2 separate regions of the Homo sapiens genome follow, and region 1 is linked to region 2. The links are chromatin loops, found by intact Hi-C in ENCODE. Cell type or tissue: endothelial cell of umbilical vein. All regions are shown on one strand. Links, peaks and the distances in the headings refer to the core of each region. The heading gives the core; the rest is flanking DNA. Region 1 has its middle 22 kb from the start of ADAMTS18. Region 2 overlaps ADAMTS18 (ADAM metallopeptidase with thrombospondin type 1 motif 18).

What was found. Peaks named below come from ENCODE experiments on the same cell type or tissue, not always from the same donor. Only the 100,000 strongest peaks of a DNase experiment are listed, where the experiment ranks them.
Region 1: it touches region 2 in a loop (10-fold over the local background); 1 of 110 quality-filtered maps calls a loop at or near these places.

What each region holds. Positions count from the first base shown.
Region 1 is chr16:77,454,412-77,459,798 of GRCh38, reverse strand. No RefSeq gene overlaps it. Among named protein-coding and RNA genes, the nearest start is that of ADAMTS18, 22 kb to the right of the region's middle. In endothelial cell of umbilical vein, for the core only: no CTCF peak of the experiment used is centred there; a DNase peak (open chromatin) is centred at 2,568; H3K27ac peaks cover 2,020 bases.
Region 2 is chr16:77,296,214-77,301,600 of GRCh38, reverse strand. It overlaps ADAMTS18 (ADAM metallopeptidase with thrombospondin type 1 motif 18), which reads left to right. Exons shown (of 23, transcript NM_199355.4): 17 at 1,197-1,338; 18 at 4,186-4,312. It overlaps LOC124903727 (a long non-coding RNA gene), which reads right to left. Exons shown (of 2, transcript XR_007065122.1): 2 at 1-2,711. Among named protein-coding and RNA genes, the nearest start is that of SYCE1L, 99 kb to the right of the region's middle. In endothelial cell of umbilical vein, for the core only: no CTCF peak of the experiment used is centred there; DNase peaks (open chromatin) are centred at 2,680 and 3,390; H3K27ac peaks cover 4,424 bases.

The sequences.
Region 1 (5,387 bases), core at 220-5,219, 160 kb before region 2:
CCTTTGCATTAGAGTCATCTGGAGGACTGTGTCTATGTGAGAGTCTCATGTTTCAAGAGGTTCATAAAAACACTAGAGAGAAATCAGAAAGATAAACAAAAGAGTGAAAGAAGAGAAAACCAACACGTCCTAGATACTTATTCTGTGCCTGGCACTATCCTGCACTGGGAACTTCATATTTGTTCTCATAAGTCCTATGGCAAGGATACTGTATTCCTCAATTTGTAGATTCAAATAGATAGAGACTCAGAATTTAAGGAACTTGCTCAAAGATTAATGGCTAGCAAAGAGCCAAAGTGAGGTTTGAGTCTAGAACCGTGGTTGCTTAAGCCCAGACTCTACTTTCTCTTTTAGAGAAACCACCCAAATTTAGCATTGCATTCATATCTTTCAAACATTATCACATTATTCTACAGAAGAGGTAACACGTACCTATGTGGCTCTCCAGATACGAGAACCAAGGTCTTTGGTGCAATTTCTTAGGGCAACCAATTTATGCTTCATTTAAGGAAGAGGTTATAATGAGTGGAATTATTCAGCAGTGCAAAGATTTGTTCACATATATCTTGAATTTTCTTTTATTAGAGCTGTTTAAACAGAGATAGAAGATCATCTGTCATAGATATGTGGAAAAGATTCTTTACTCTCTCTTACTGACAGAGAGATCGAACTCAAAGACCTGCACCATCCCTTATAACACTAATGATGTTGAGTCTGTAATCCAAGGCCACAAGAAACTCAACTGTATTCAGAAAGAACGAGTTTGCCAACTTCTCTTCTTTAGTACTGTTAAGCTTCTGCTGTTCAATCCCATGTAGCATTCCAGGTTGCTGGAATTTGGTTTGCAGCTTCATAACTTGGTAACCTGTGACTACAGCTCAGTTACCTGAACCCTCTAGCATGAGTTTTCACGTGTCCACAATGGGGATGATAATAATGTCTTCAAATATTGTGCAAACATTAAATGAAACATTGATTTAAAAATACTAAGCATAATCCCAAGACCATAGCAAAATTACAGTAACTGTTAATTATTGATAGTAATAGTGTTAGGACTATAGTTATGATAAACAGAGTGACTACAGAAGTTTGCTGGGGGTTTACGTTTTCATTTTCTTTGTCTTCTCTCTCTCTCACTCTCTTTTTTTAATGCTTCAAGGATTTCAGGCTATTTAATGAGGCAGTTTGGACCTTGAGTGGACCAGGATTTCTGGGGTGCTGCCTTTCCTGTGACTCTCCTGCACAACTGACCTTAGAATCGAGACAGCGCTGGAAGAGCCCCCATGGTTCTGAGGAGAGAAGGAACACAAGCATGGAAATCCACTTAGTTTCACTTAGTTCAGCAAACAAATCAAGAACCATGAACCCCTTCTTTTTGTCTTCTTGCCATTTTTATTCTTATATGTCTTGTTAATCTTTGATATTTACACATGAGGCATGTTCCTTTTCACATATCATTCAAATAGTTTGGAAGTGTGTAAAATATAAAATAGGAGTCCTTCATCACCCCATATACTCAGTCCCCTCCTCAAGATGCACCTTCACAAATCCTCAATACCCTAAAGGACAGTGTGGTTGAGAATTTGATATGTATCCTTGCAGATGTATTTTTTTCTTCTGTCCAACCACAAAGAGTACCCACTTCACTGTTTCACTTATAGCCCCAACAATCATGTGAAGGGTTACCACTTTCCTTATGATGAATATAAAGATCATAAAGGTAGAGTGAGTGGCATACTGCCGTTATAGGCTGTATGTAGCAGTCAGGGTTGAAACTCTGACCTTGCTGTCTAAATCAGTGGATTCTTACCTCAACACCAGGCTGCCTTGGGGTTGTGAAAACTAGCCTTCTGAATGATGACATTAAAAAATCATTAAAAAAGAATATATGAAATCAAAATTGAATTCATTAATATTGGCCACTGAAGCTTCCACATTTAAGAGAAAACTAATCTTATAAAACTCTGTGAAAAAATATATAATCAAACCTTTTACTATCCAAAAATGTGTCATAATTATTTTCTTTAAAATGGAAGACAAAGCAATAACACTGCTAAATTTTTAAGAGCCAATTTAGACATTTTGGTATCTTATGTTTGGAATGAAGAATGATTTGATACATTCTCAGCTTCTAGCTAGTTTAGTCTTTTCCTACCACCAACTCGTGGGAGGAGTTCAATACACTGCAATTCAGAGGGAAGAAAATGTTTGTCTTTCTTCAAAATACTTCCTTTTTTAGGAGTTGTTTATTTAATAATCAGAATAAGACATTTTTTGCAGGCTTGGCAAGTGGCTACCAGTTTCGAGTTCATTCTGATTTGATTAATTGGACCACAGAGAAGACACGGGAGTAGAACTGACTAGATGTTTCCATTTTTTCGAAACTAAACATTTGGGTGCTGCTGCATTTTTTGCCTGTGTACACGAGACCACAGTGTTGTTATATGCTCTTAAATCCACTGTTGAATTTAGAACATTTCATGTTTTATTTTGTGACGCCTTTCCTTCCTGATGAGTAACCATTTGATTTTAAATTCAGAGCTCACTGTACATGAAATGTGCAGACCTAGGGTGACATGTCTATGACAAGTCCTCAGTGTGGCTAACAGGCTCTCCCATCTGTCACAGGATGACATGTGGTCAGGTTATACAGACTGGAGTTTCCCAGGCAACCGAGTCATGCCCTATGGGGATTCCTTGGGAAGTTGAAAAAAGAAGTTGGAGATGAGAGGTCTGGAGCCACCACGTCTCCTAGCCATTGTTTGCTTTCTTTTGTCTTTTCTCCTGCATTCCCCATGGTCATTCTCACCAGAGTCTCCAATGTGGGGAATACAATCCATTTCTGGTGCTCCAGAACGTTCTTGGGGGCACACAGAATTTTTAAAAACTGTAATAGTTTGACACTTTAGACTGTTCTTATAGTCACATTAGATAAAATCATTTTAAAGTTTGTAAAGTGAATCATAAATATAAGTAATGTAAGTTACATAAATAGAAGTAAATAGTTCAGGTGGTATTTGGCAAAACAAACAAAACTGAGGTCAGCACACAAGCCATTGGACTCGGTTTCCAAAATCTCTGCTATTCTAGTTTTTTTCTTTTCTGAAAATTCCCATTGTTTTTCTTATTTCTTAACAACAACAATAGTAATGATACCTAAAATTGAAAGCTTCTTAAGCTGATAAGCAACTTCAGCAAAGTCTCAGGATTCAAAATCAATGTGCAGAAATCACAAGCATTACTATACAGCAACAACAGACAAGCAGAGAGCCAAATCATGAATGAACTCCCATTCACAATTGCAACAAAGAGAACCAAATACCTAGGAATACAGCTAACAAGGGAGGTGAAGGACCTCTTCAAAGAGAACTGGAAACCACTGCTCAAGGAAATCAGAGAGGACACAAACAGACAGAAAAAGAATCCATGCTCATGGATAGGAAGAATCAATATCATGAAAATGGCCATACTGCCCAAAGCAATGTATAGATTCAATGCTATTCCTATTTTCTTTCAAATTCACAAAATGTGTATATATCTAATTATATGATCTTCTGTTACTATTTTTTTTTAACAAGGAGGAAGAGTTATTTGTTGGCTAGAGGGAGAGACTTATAAAATTGCCCCCCAGTTCATGTTAAGAGAGCTTAGTCTGGAGTCATATAAGCCTTTTTGTTAATCTCAGTTTCATCATTCCCTAATCTACTGGCCTTGGGTTAGCGGCCTTGGATTATCTGATCTTTTTGTACCTCAGTTTCTTTCTCCACAAAATGAGGAGAGCAACAGTACCTTCCCTGTAGAATTACTGTAAGGATTAAATGGCTACTGCATAAAAAAGGCTTAGCATGGTTCCCAGCACACAATGTAAGCACCCGATAAATTCTAGTTATTGTATGTTCTTCTCATTATCATCATGTTTCTAAGATGCTACTAGTCACACAATACATTCTTTTTCACAGTGGTTAACATGTGAAGAGAAGCATATTTCAGAATGATGGTGCATGATATCTCTATACTGAGATTTTGGAGCCATTATAAATACTGTCAGATTGCATTATTCATTAGTATTATCCTTTTTAATTTATGAGATTCCAGGCAATATCCTTGGTTCCGTGACTTCCTCCAAAGTAGAGCCAACTCATGCCTGTTGACTGGGAACACGTTGGCATTAATCTTCAAGTCATTGTTTAAGAGATGACATTTATGACATGCCACTCCCATGTTCTCAGAGGGTCAAGCAAAGAGAAAGTGAAATTCCTTGAATCAATCCTAAGAAAATATTTATTTCTATCCAAAGATGCAATAGTGTCATCAATTGTTCTTTATGTTTGTTTTCTAGTAACAACCCTGGTTTTTAAAATTGTTACATTTCAGCCATTAAATGGATAGGCACTCAATAAAATACAATGACAATAGCTCTCAGGTCACTCTCATTACTATTTCTTTTTTAATCCATGCAGATGTCTGATGCTAATTAAAATGTTAGTATAAAGAGAAGGCTGGTTAGGCTGATGGACCCAAGTGTTTGCAATGAGAGGTCCCTCTTACTTTTGCTGGGTTCACATAAACCAGAATGTATGAGTTCAAGGTTACTTCCAACCTCCTAGAAACACCTCATTTGTCCAGTCATGTTGGTGTCTCTTATAACTTTTGATATTTTTTGCCTTTTTAACTGTGTCGTAAAAGTGCATAGGGAGATGATAGCTCTAAGAGATGAGGTCTCTCAAACTAATATGGACTTTTAAAAATTGTAAGTGTAGGCAGGGTGAAAAAGTTCAGTGGAGAAATTGCAAAATCCATCCTGAGATGTGTAACACAGGGTAATACAGGGTTGCTTTTACTTCCCTAGAGAAAAGGAACACAACACAGATTGTCTAATCTGTCTTAAAAAAAAATCATGCCTTAATATTTCCCATTTCTTTGATGAGATAGAGGCTTAAAATTCATGCTCCAGGTTACTCCATGAAATGCATAACTCACACGTACGCCGTCTACTCCGCCCTGACTCCATTACTCTTAATACAAATGGGATTTCAGAAAAAATAATTATATGAGAAAGGAGATAGTTACCATTTATTCAACCAATGATTTATTCATTCATGACTCCCATAAATAACATTAAGAGCCAGCCTTGTGCCATCCACAGAGTAATAATTGCTAAGTTCACTGAGCATTTGCTAAGTGTCAAATATTACATTATTTAATCCGCATAGTACATACATGAGATATGAACCACCTTCTTTCCATTTTACAGACAGGGAACTGAGGCTTGGAGGAATAAGAAACTTGTTGAGATGGCAGAGCCAGACCTTGAATCCAATACAGTCTCTTTCACTCTTATTTTTTCATCCTTTTCCCTCCTTCTCTTCTTTCTTCTTCATGTTATT
Region 2 (5,387 bases), core at 163-5,162:
GTTCCTATTTTTTAACTGGCAATCAGCTTTGCCTCTTGGGCATGAATGCCCAGTTCTAGTGGTAAAGAATTTTCCACAAGATTCATGGAGTGGGAAAGAACCAGCTATTTATATTCATGCTTTCAGCTTGGAAAAGAAAAAAGAAGAAAGAGGAGTAGTTAAGAGGGCATTAAGAAGGCAGACAGATGCTTTTCCTACATCAAAAACAAGGTGATACATTGCATTGTGTAGGCACATTTTGGTTGGTGGCTTTACTTAAGCTCAGTCCCTAGTCACTTGTGTGATCTTGCACAAGTTCTTTCTCTCCAGTTTTTTTTTTTTTCAATGAAAATATAGGCAGCTACATTATAGAGTTGTTAGAAGAATGTTTTATGATGCATTAAGAATGGCTGCAGAGTGCTTGGCACTTGGGAAGTGCCCAATATGTGATTGCTCTTATTTTAGTAGTCAGACTTTATGGGATCAGATTTATCCTAAGTTGTTGCCTTTTTGGAGGTTAAGTCTATTCTAATGCATGTATTCCAATTGCTGATTCTGAACATGTTTCTTTTCTTCTTATCTGCTCATCCTAGCACACAGTTAACAAATTCTCTTTGGGAAAATTTTCTATGGAAAGTATATTGGAAACACATTTGGATTCTGAAGTTGATGATAGCAACTCTAAGTGGGGGTATTCTGTGGGTTTTGGAGTGTTTCCCTTGTTTCAACTTCCACTAGCACCCAGGAGAGAGCTTGTAAATTGTGACCTAGGATAGATCATAAAAATATATATATGTAGATTCAGTTTTAACTATTTTCTGTAGGGTACGACTATGTGTGTTCACCATGCTAGGTTTTTAAGTTAGGGTTTAGACCCAACAGTATAACCTTTCTTTCTTCTTTATGATACATATATGTGTGTGAGTGTGTGTGTGTATGTATGTGTTTGTGTATACGTTATGGGCTTATGGCAAATGTCAATCGTGTTTTGCTCTTTAGCATCTACCTAAATCACAGTTTTGATAACATGAAGGGACACATTTTAAAGTGTCCTGGGAAAGCTTTAAGTCAACATAAAACATACTTGGGAACAATGAAGTATACCAATGTTAAGGTCAAAATGTCATGTAAATATCTTTAAAATGTTCAGTAAGATTTCTGGAATTCCAGGGTCTGACCTGTATCTTGATCTCTGATTTTTATCTTACACTGTCCAGATTCTGATGCAAGGCAAAAATCCAGGGATAGCTTGGAAGTATGCACTTCCCAAGGTCATGAATGGAACTCCACCAGCCACAAAAAGACCTGCCTATACCTGGAGTATCGTGCAGTCAGAGTGCTCCGTCTCCTGTGGTGGAGGTAGATGATTTTCTCATTCTGTCTCCAAAGTCTGTCTCTCTTAAAACAGGTTCTTTCACTCCAGGCGTCTTTAACATAATATGGTTTAAATAAGCCACCCAAGAACTGTCTTTTATGAGAACCATCACCATAAAAGCAAATATTATGGCATTAGTTAAGGGTTTTCCTATGTGGTAAGGAATCAACTCTCACAAAGCTCAAATCAACCACAACCAAGGCTCAAAAGTTACACATCTAAAACTTATGGGAAAAACATATAAAATATATTGAATTATTTACAAATAGAAGCATATTTATATTATATATATATGTTTAATTTTCAGCTTTTAGTTTCCGCCAGTCTTGGCTTTTCTGTCATTATTAACCTTCCATTTGGAAGTTATAAAAGCTAGGGTCAAGGCAAGTGAGGACGCATACATGGCAAACTTAAGATGTCTATCTGAAACATGGATATCCCCTCAGGGGTAAGGTCAGCAAAGGTTCTCTCACTAGAGGAATGGATTAAATCTGAGACAACCCTTGCAAGGAAGGAACAACAGCAACCATCTACTGGGTGAGTAGAAGGAAGGCGTTTTATTTAGATGTGAACAATGTCACATATTTGGGGGTTAAACCATTGTCACACTTGCTCATTTGGGAGGAAGAACAAGTGCCCAAAATAAGTTCCTGAAACCACAGCATGAATGTTGGTCTCTCATTTCCTATTATTCAGAGCACCTGGTGACAGTGAGACTTCCTACTGGTTCCATCCCACTAAGCATAATAAGGCTTAGAATCAGAGACAGAGCAAAGATACAGAAAATGAAGAAATTCTTATGTCTGAAAGGCCTATCTGTAGGTCCATGCTAATTAACAAAGTATGAAAAAATACTTTTTTAGGATACATATATAAAATAATTAAAAGGTAATACATTTTCTAGTAATACCCATTTTAAAAGCAATGGGCTATTAAGAAGAAAGGTAATCCCCATAATTTGTAAACAGGCAATAGCCAATGTTAATATTTTGATCTATATCATTTGTTTCCCTAGGCACATGTAAGCAAACATGTGTTTGACAGACTCACATACCGTGAGTATCATTTTGTATCCCTCTGTACTGAAATCATGTTATAGACATCTCTTCACACTGTTTCATTTAGTCACAGATTATGAGGTCTTTCTCATATCCAGTGTTTCTTGAGAACATTTCCAATAGCTTTCTGGTATTCCAGGGAGAGCACAGTGCCTTGGGAAGGAGAGAAGTTTGATTTGCTTTCCACTTACAGAATCTAAATCCAGCCAAGAGGAGGATGCAGAGGAAGCCAGTTGTGAAATTCTCGCCTTGCCCTGCCTTAGCAACCCCTTCGCATGACTCACAGACCCTGGTGTGTCCTGTGTCCAAGAGAAAAAGAATTCAGATGAATAAGTCCTATTAAAGTCAACGGTTAACTTCAAGGAATGTTGATTTTTTGTTTTTGTTATTTTTTCTTGAGATAGGATCTCACTCTGTCACCCAGGCTGGAATGCAGTAGCACAATTACGGCTCACTGCTGCCTCGACCTCTGGGGCTCAAGCCATCCTCCTACCTCACCGTCCTAAGTAGCTTGGACTGCAGGTGCCTGCCACTATGCCTGGCCCGTTTTTTTCTTTTTTATAGAGATGGGGTTTTGCCATGTTGCCCAGGCTGGTGTCAAACTCCTGGCCTCAAGCAGTCCGCCTTCCTTGACCTCCCAAAGTGCTGGGATTATCAGTGTGAGCCATCGTGCCCGGCCTTGATGTGGTTTTCGTAAGTGCCTCCTGAAAGCAAACCTGCTTCAGCCCCAGGAGCTGGACTAACTGCTAATCATTATAGCAGGAGTGACTTATTCTTTCTCAGATTATATTTGAAGACAAAGTTCCAATGTAAATAAAAAACACAATTCAAAGGGGAGGCAGCATCTCTATTTGGGGAACTAAAAAATACAATTATTCACACATTTTTAAAAAAATATATGCCCCTGATAAGAAGTCCTGAAATTAATGTTGAAAGCAAGGCAGTGGGATGCCACTAAGGAAGCAAAAGCAGAGGCCGGGTGCAGTGGCTCATGACTATAATACCAGCACTTTGGGGGCTGAGGCCGGTGAATCACTGAGGTCAGGAGTTCAAGACCAGCCTGACTAACATGGCCGTCTCTACTAAAAATACAAAAATTAGCTGGGTATGGTGTCACACACCTGTAATCCCAGGTATCTGGGAGGCTGAGGCAGGAGAATCGCTTGAACCCGGGAGGCAGAGGTTGCAGTGAGCCAAGATCACGCCACTGCACTCCAGCCTGGGCGACAGAATGAGACTCCATCTCAAAAAAAAAAAAAAAAAAAAAAAAAAGCAAAAGCAGAGCCCTGGCTGATAGGTTTTAATACATATTTAGTGAGTTCTACTCTTTGCTTTTATGTGCCCCATGCTCTTAAGAAGTATGAGATATTTCATGTTAAGGCAAAATCTTAGGGTTTCCATATATAACTCACGAATGGTTTTTCTTTGAAGAACATTAATCTGATAATAAAGTTTGCCTGGGATGTTACCCTTTATAGTCATTCTGTTTTCAAAAGGTTGTATTTATCAATTTATGGTTCTAGTATCCACATCAGTCTTGAAAACCAATAATCTACATGTTACAATTATTAAAATATAAAATATATTATTTTAGGGAGGGGAATGGAATTCAAATTAGTTGCAAATTTCATCAAAAGGAAGCGTTCCACAAAATATTTGGATTCCATATCTGAAATAAAATATCACAATGCTGGTAAATCAGAAGCTAAACTTAGAACCAAATTGAAATAATAATCTGTAATTTTCACTTTGTCACTTCTGATGTCTTACCAGGTTACATAAATGTAAAGGCCATTTGCTTGCGAGATCAAAATACTCAAGTCAATTCCTCATTCTGCAGTGCAAAAACCAAGCCAGTAACTGAGCCCAAAATCTGCAACGCTTTCTCCTGCCCGGCTTAGTAAGTCATTTGGAAGTGTCTTTTTGTTTAGTTTTGTACTTGTATGCCTTCATTGTTGTTATGAGATGATGAAAGCTCACTGTGAATACTGCTAATGGAAAGTGATTCAAAGGTAGACGCAATACTTTAAAAAGTAATAGAAGATGATGAGCTAGGCATGGTGGCACGTGTGTGGTCCTAGCTACTTGGGAGGCTGAAGAGGGAAGATCAGTAGAACCCAGGAGTTCCAGGCTCCAGTGAGTCATGATTGTGCCACTTACATATTAGCCTGGGTGAAAGAGTGAGATCTTGTCTCTAAAAGAAATTTTTTTAAAAAAGATGGTTGAAGTTTACATTTGAGTTGAAAAATACAAATTTACTTTTGGTACTCACTTGACTTTGGCTTGATAGCCAGGAATAAATTTACTGGCTATTTAAAAGCAAGCTTGCTTGGGATATGAAGACCTCTTTTTTTTTGGAGGGGAGGAGGAACAAGGAGTCTCACTCTGTTGCCCAGGCTGGAGTACAGTGGCCTCATGATAGCTCACTGCCACCTCTGCCTACTGGATTCAAGCAATTATTGTGCCTCAGCCACCTTAGTAGCTGGGATTACAGGTGCACGTCACCACACCTAGCTAATTGTTGTATTTTTAGTAGAGACGGGGTTTTGCCATGTTGGCCAGGCTGGCCTCAAGTGATCTGCCTGTTTTCAGCATCCCAAAGTTCTGGCATTACAGGCGTGAGGTGCTTTTTTCTTTTAACCTTTGCATAGGGATTCCTCTTCTCTGAATGGAATCAGACAGATATTTAAATAACACAGAATCCTAAATTAGTTCAATTTGCGTGCGGTTGTGTGCCTAACTTTTTTGTAAATGGTCCAAGAATTTAAAAATCATAATATTATGCGGGCCATGAAACCCCAAATGCAAAATTACACAGTAGCAAGACACAAAATAAAAAGAATGGGGTATAGGCCAAGTGGTAACTCCACCGCTGATGATGGCAGCCTTGGAGGGGCTCAGTGAGTTTGTTCTTGGATTGACTTTAGCCACACTATTGTTTGAAGACTAATTTTAAGTAATCTTCCCAGTTAAAG